2 separate regions of the Homo sapiens genome follow, and region 2 is linked to region 1. The links are chromatin contacts, found by Hi-C or POLR2A ChIA-PET in ENCODE. All regions are on one chromosome and are shown on one strand. Each heading gives the region's core, a stretch centred on a gene start or an enhancer-like site at or near the end of the contact. The rest is flanking DNA. Distances are from core to core; before and after follow the strand shown.

Evidence for each region. A loop is a pair of places that touch in the nucleus more often than their neighbours do. ChIA-PET counts read pairs that join two places held with the same protein, here RNA polymerase II (POLR2A). Pooled maps may share reads with other maps.
Region 2: a map with no recorded cell type shows a loop between it and region 1 (3-fold over the local background). The contact joins two enhancer-like sites. A Hi-C loop is called at or near these places in 1 of 37 single-sample maps with no recorded cell type and 2 of 50 pooled maps. POLR2A ChIA-PET finds 5 or more read pairs at or near these places in 2 of 52 experiments (WTC11 and activated CD8-positive, alpha-beta memory T cell).

The regions. Positions count from the first base shown.
Region 1 is chr22:23,911,689-23,915,319 of GRCh38, reverse strand. No RefSeq gene overlaps it. Among named protein-coding and RNA genes, the nearest start is that of MIF-AS1, 15 kb to the right of the region's middle. Within about 2 kb of position 1,264, at least 37 of the 41 ENCODE cell types and tissues checked have a DNase peak (open chromatin) inside an H3K27ac peak, as active enhancers do.
Region 2 is chr22:24,405,801-24,409,169 of GRCh38, reverse strand. The region is part of intron 14 of SPECC1L (sperm antigen with calponin homology and coiled-coil domains 1 like); the gene reads right to left. All of the region lies in intron 15 of SPECC1L-ADORA2A (SPECC1L-ADORA2A readthrough (NMD candidate)), which reads right to left. Among named protein-coding and RNA genes, the nearest start is that of ADORA2A, 20 kb to the left of the region's middle. RefSeq lists enhancers at 1-279, 280-781. Within about 2 kb of position 1,994, at least 8 of the 41 ENCODE cell types and tissues checked have a DNase peak (open chromatin) inside an H3K27ac peak, as active enhancers do.

The DNA of each region.
Region 1 (3,631 bases), core at 15-2,514:
GTGAGCACATATCTCAAGTCTGTATAAACAGTCAAGGCCTTGTCCTTTCTTCATGCCAGGGCTCTGGTTAAGGCTATTATCTGAGTCTTTGGGGCTGAAGTTTGGGCAGGGAAGCTTTTGGCCTCTATGGTTTTCCATAGGGAGAGAACCACATATCCTGCCCTTCTTTCGCTCTTCCGTGAAGCTATGGCCATCTACAAACCCTATGTCTTCCTTTCCTTTTTCAACCACATCTCTGCTACAGAGAACCTTGAAGGTCATTTCTACTAAATGCAAGCGGTTAATATTAGGAACTGAGACTTGTGTTTTTCCCAGGCATGTCCTCAAACTTTGGCTAAATTAACCTTTATTGATTGAGACACCTGTCTCAGTCATTTTTTGGTTAACACAATACAGATAAAGTAGGATCCCTATCTCATATTACACATAAACATTAATACAGATGGACCAAAGACCTAAATATGGGGGATGGATCAGTAGAAAATACGGGAGAATATCTCTATGACCTTGGGACAAGGGCTGAGTTTTTAAGCAAAACACAAAATGCTCAAATCATAGAGGAAAAGATTGATAGTCGCCTGTGTTACAATTTTAGATTTGTGCTTCAAAAAGACACCCTAGGAATTAGGGGTGGAAAGGAAGCAAGCCACAGAGTGGGAGCAAATATTTGCAATTAATGCGCTGAACTAGTAAAAGACTGGTATCCATAAAATTATAAAGAACTACCAATCAATAAAAACCACAACCCAATAGAAAAATGGGCATAAAATACAAACAGGCAATTCTCAGAACATGAAAACAGAGTAGTCAATAATTACATAAAGAGAAGTTCAAACTTACTCAAAGTAGGGAAATGAAAATCAAAGTTATAATGAATATTACATTCCACACCCATCAGGTTGGCACGCTCAAACTGTATGTTTAAGATGCTATATTTAATGTTATTACAATCAAACTATGTTCAAGTTTTTTAATATGCTATTACAATCATTATAACAGCAAAAAATTGGCAACACTCCAAACGCCCATTACAAGAGGATGGAACAGGATATAGAGTGGATATTAGCGAATTAGGCCCATACATCTGCGTGGGAGCATCTCAGAGAACGCAGGGGCGAAACGCCGGAAGGGCACACAAACCAAGCCCCGCCCCCGGGAACCCCGCTCCCACACGGAGCATGCTGGAGGCTGATAGGTTGGTTTGACCACGCCAGTTCCGCCTTCGCCTGCCCCCTTAGAGCCCCGCCCCCGCGCGGAGCATGCTGGGGACATACGGACTCACTTTCCTCGCCAACCCCGCCCTCCGGAGCTACCAGCAACAACCAACGGGCAGCGAGCAACGGGCGCGCGCTGCTCCCTTAGGAGGCGGTGACCATCTGCCCGTGTGCCCAGGGCCTCTGAGGGCGCTGGATGGCTCCGTTGTGTCCGGGTGGTCTCGGGAGCTGCAGGGAAGGGGCGGGAAAACTACACCGGACCCCATGGGGAGCGCAGAGGCGGAAAGGGAAGGGCCTAGGGACCTCAGATTGTTTTGAATCAAGGGCAGAAAGATCGGGTCGGAGGGAGGGAAGGAAATACTTCCGTGCCTTCAGAGGGAGTCTAGAGTCCCAGGCCGTGCCGGGTGGAAGGAACTGTGCAGCGTCCCAGAGGGAAGGAAGAAGAAGGGAAGAGAAGTGGACTCAGAAAAAGTGGAGGGGAAAGAAGGGAGATGGGAGAAATGGAGGGCAGAAGAGGCAACGTTCCCCAGCCCTATAAACCATAATGAGCCCATATGAGAAAGCAGAAAGGTGGGTGGGAAGTGGGGGGCTAGAAAGGAAAAGAAACAAAAGCTGTCTTGGTCTGAGTCAGGAGCCCAGCTGTTGTGACAGGAAGGGACCTCAGAGATGGCTTTCACAGGTGGCTGTGACTATAGCTCTTTCTGGTGCCTCAAGCTCCCTCTTAACCCCTGGGAGACTTTTACCTTTGGGAGAGATTTCCCTTTGGGTTAAGGAGGGGAAAGAGGGACAGAGGGACAGTGGCAAGGGATGCCAGGAGAAGGTGAGGGAGAGGACACATGAGTGTTAGGTTTTTGAAAAAAGACGAGGGTTAAAGACAAGAGAGTTGACCACTCTACAACACAGGTTTATTAACACAACCTACAGAGGTGGGGACCAACTTAATGCCAAAGCCCCACTAGCACTTACAGGCTGGAATCATTATAGGCCTGGATGAGGGGTCTGGAATGGTAGGACTTACTGCCCAAGAGGATGTTAATAAAAATATTTCTTAAACCTTTGTCCCAACAAGATGTGATAAAGAAGTCAGACAGTTGGGGAGGATGTTACTTACAGCCCAAACCCCTGCAGAATGTTTCACTGTGACCAGGGTCTATGAAATGGCAGGAAGATTTACAAAATAATACAGCTTGGACTAAAAATTAGGGCCCAGCCTGGGGAGAGCTAGGCACTGATTTTTAGAGAAGTCTATGTCTTTGGCTATGCCAGAAGCACTGCAATCTTATTTCAAGGGCTTCTGGATGTGGTGGACTAAGTCTAAGACTAGGGGGTCCAGAGAAGACCCCATCCTTAGTAACCCTTGTCAATAGGGAGACTTCTCACGGAATCTGCTCTTTGGGTTTGACCCTCTGTCTTCATGTTCATGCCTCATTCATCTTTGTTAGGTTTTGAAGGGAAGGTGAGGGTTAAAGAGTTGGCAGCTTAACAGCAACACAGGTTTATTGCCAGCACAAACCTGTGGAGGGGGGACCAGCTTAGTCTCAGAGCACGAGTCCCACTTACAGACTGGGACATTTACTATAAGGAAGAGGAAAGCAACACGAAGGGTGGCTGGGCAGTCAACAAGGACAGGTTTATTTTAGAAAATAAACTTGAGAGGGGCTTCTGGCCGAGTTAGCTCAGACTAACTTCTGTTACAGACTAAGGATATTTAAGGGTTTTGGAAGGGGTCTTATCGTAGGTTCCGAATGTTTCTGTGTGAGGGAAAGTTTATTGCGGGGTTGGAATGTCTCTGGTCGGAAGGGAGGCTGTCTCGGGGTTGGCATGTTTCTGGTCAGAGGGGTTTATCTTAGGGTTGGAATATTTCTGGTTATGCTGACATTAGCCATTAGGCTGATGTTTTGGGGCTGGATTTAGGCGGCTTTTAATGAAGGGGGAACTTAGAATGGTGGTATTTGTTCAAGATGGCAGTGCTCCTGCTCTGTCAGTTATGGGTCTGGACCGGGGGAGAAGGGGCAGTATAGCTTGCTCCCCTGCAGGATGTTGAAGATGTTCCTTGGGCCCTTCATCCAGCAGGATGTAATAGAGATGTTCCTGTGGTTAGGTGGTTAGGCAGTATTTTTTTATGACCTGAACCCCCATGGAATGTTTTATTCTGACCAGGTTCTGTGAAATGTTGGGAGACATCTGCGGCCATACTGTAAGGCTCTTGTGTTGGTTCGAACCCCGAGAGCTTGCCAGCAAAGAACACAAGGCAGTGTGGAGCAACACGCTGTTTTAATGAGCACCTGGGTGCAGATGGGCTGAGGCCTAAAATGGCGTCAGCCCCAGGTGAGGACGGGGCAGGGGTTTTATAGTCTCCTGTAAACAGGAAGTGTCCCAGTCTGATGTAACTGCTACATGGTACCCAGATGGCCTCT
Region 2 (3,369 bases), core at 745-3,244, 490 kb before region 1:
ACACTATTATTATCATTATATTATTAACTATATCTGTACAGAATCTTACAAAGTTTACAAAGCACTTTACGAATCCTGACCCCTCTTTATATACTGTTAGGACCTAACACCAAGTCAGGGACCTGGCTCAGAGACAAGGGCAGGTGGGGGCCATGGGAACCCAGGCTCAGAGCTGCAAGGATGTGTCCAACCAGCAAGGACCCAAGTAAAGCAGGCTGGGCAGGCCGCCCCTGCGAGGGAGACCGTCAGTCCAGCCTCACAGCTCTAGGCAGGTGTCCTTACACAGCAGCAGACCACGTGGAGGATCACGAGGCTGACTTCTCATCACCTGCATCATCAGAATGTATTGTCTGGCTTCTGACTGCACGTGCCCAGAACGTTCCAGTGTCTGTGCAAAGCATGAGCCTTCCAAAGGACAGCAGACCCAAGAGTTACTTTCACAGGCCATTTCCTCTCATTAACCTGAACATCTGCTGCTTCCAGCTTCTCTGATATGACCCAGAGATATTGTTATAAACTGCTGTGAGGAAAGTGACCAGATTAAGGAACGAGGAAACGCAAACCTGCCAAGAGTCGCAGGGGAAGGTGGCAGCAAGCCTCTGGTGGCTGGTGTGCCGACAGTCTGACCTGGCTACCTAAATGTGTGCCACCAGGCATCCACTGATGTCAGTCCTCCCCAAATACCTAGGCCAGGTGAGAATCCTCTCTGCCTCAGTCTGTAGTCCTCACACTTTCTGGCCACGAAGATGCAGTCCTGAGGGTAAGACCTGCTACATTCCCAAGAGGCCTGGCCCGCCCTCCATGCGGCTCTCTGCTCTGGCCATGATTTAACAGTTACCACTCCATAAAGGGTTCTGATGACCTAATGAAGAAGGTGCCTTGTGGCAAACAGGGCTTGACAGTTACTGCTGACTGAAGACCCCTGAACACACGCACACGCATGCAATCTCATCTCTTTGATCTCATTGGAATCTCAGAAAGCAGCTCTTTAGGGAGGAAACTAGGACCAGGGAGGAGTGCTAGGCAGGTGGCAGAGAAGACAGGACAGGACAGGAACCCTTGCCCTAGGCATCCTGTGAGCAGTACTCACTTTCACTCTCACAGCCACCCGCAGCAGTCTGGAAGGAGGGTGAGGCTCCGAGAGGCCAAGACACTCACCCAGGCCACACAGCTGGTCTCTGGGATCATTCAAAGTGAGGTGTATCATAGGAGGATGGGCCTGCTTTCCTTTAGTTGTCTAGGTAAGATTTCCTAATGCCCTGTGCACCTTTCCACAGTGAAGTAAGTCTAGGATTAGGGTACAGAGAAGAGGCAGGAATGAAGTATGCAAGACAAATGAAGAATGGGCCAGGACTCACTTGCTCCGTAATTTGCAGGGCCCACTACAAAATGAAAATGCAAGGTCCCCTTGTCCAAAATGCAGAGGAAAAAGTCTATTAAAGGTACTAAAAAAAAGAGCCAGGTCTAAGGGACTAAGTGCTTGATGAAAGAGGCATCCTTGCAGGGAGAGGGGGCCAGGAAGCTTCTTAATAACGTGTGGAGCTCTGTGTGAGGCCAATGGCAACGCCTGGCCCTCAGAGGTCACATTCACTTCTGGAGGAAAACAAACCTTCACTTCCTGCCGCAGCCGCCCCTTCTGCTCCCTGAAACGCAGGCAGCTCTGGCAGGGTCGTGGACGTGCCTGGCCTCACCACTGCACAGCGCCTCGAGGCAGAGGCTCCTGTGTCCCATCCGCCTGGCTGTGGGAACCCCAGCCTTCCCCCTCCGCTTCCTCAAGATAAACCCAACACCCCGCCAGGGAAGAAGCTGCTGCTCCAGCACCCCCGCCCCACCTGGAACCTCCGGGAAGAGAGACTTCTTTTACAAAGCATGCCACAGTGACCTGAACCGGGAAGAAAACAATGGCTTCTTCAGTTCCAGGCTGAGGAAGTTCACATTTGAGTACCTGACAACGAAATTTCCTATCAATACAAGTAAAGCCCAAAAGAAGGCTAGCTGGGGGCCCTACCTCCCTTAACCCTTGGAGGTTTGGAGAGCAGCCAGGCCAGACTGCTGCACGTGGCTCCAAGGCACCCTATGTGATAAGCTGGAGGCAGAAAGTAGGGAGCCCAAGTGAAGCTTGAGCGCCCACTGGCTGCTCTGCTTCCTCCCCCATCCACAGAGATCATGTTGGGAGAATGAGCCGGGCTCTGAAAAAGGGGTTCCTCCAGGGAAGTGAGGAAGAAGCCCGCAGCCCTCTGCTCCCAACGTCACTGGCTGTTGCATGGTTTGAAATGTTCCAGGCTGAAAACTCTAACTGCTAATGAAGTCATATTGACTAAATTATAAGAACAACGAAGCTGGGTTCTCGGAAGGCACGGTGCAAGAACACCAGGCAGGAAGGCGGGGAGCTCCCCTCCACACGGCCACCACGGCCCGTTAATATTATGACGGGATCAGTATCTTGGAGAGGAAACACATGAAACGACACAAAATCGCATGGAATCACCAGAGAAATGGCTTCTCCCTTCCTCACTCAGTCAAGACCTTTGCTCTGCAGGTGTGACCAGCACCCAGTGAGGCCTTCTCCACCCCCTACCTGCCAGCCGCCACCATGCACACAACCCGCCAGCTATCCCCAAACCCAGACCACAGTGGGCTCCAGGCTGCCAGGGGAGCACAGGGAGAGGAGAATGATCCCACAGACCAGCTCTGTGCTTGGCCTCTTGGAGCCTCAGCCTCCTTCCAGACTGCTCTGGATGACTGTGAGAATGACAGTGAGGTACTGCTCGCAGGATGCCTGGGGCAAGGGTTCATGCCCTGTCTTCCCTACTGCCTGCTGAGCACTCCTCCCCTGATCCTGGGGCCCTCATCAAGTGTCTGCAGGCGGCCCCCAGACCTGCCTTTTGCCATCTGCCCCTCATGCCTCTGCTCCATGCCTGGACCCCACAGAAGAGCCTGGGAGCAGCCTGGTGCTCTGTCCCCATCTGCATGAGGTCTGGAACTAAACTTTCTGTTGCTTTCTAAGGTGGCAACAGGTGAATCTGCCTGCGGATTGGTGGCCCCTGGAACTTATGATCCCTACCTTCCCAGGAGGGCTAAAATCACCCTGGATGTTCTTGGCAATTGAGGAAAAAAGCTAAAGCTTTTATGTCTTGGATAAAAACAACTCACCACCACCAGTATGAAGCTTGCGGACAGGGGTCTGAGCCAGGTTTGACACTTCCTGGGCACACTACCCTGGCTGTCTTGGACTTCAGTGAAATCCCAGCCCACACAAGATGACGAGTCTTCGACCCCTACTGAAACTGTAATGTGCTTTACATATGTAAAGTACTTTTTTTTTTTTTTTGAGGCAGAGTCTCGCTCTGTTGCCCAGGCTGGAGTGCT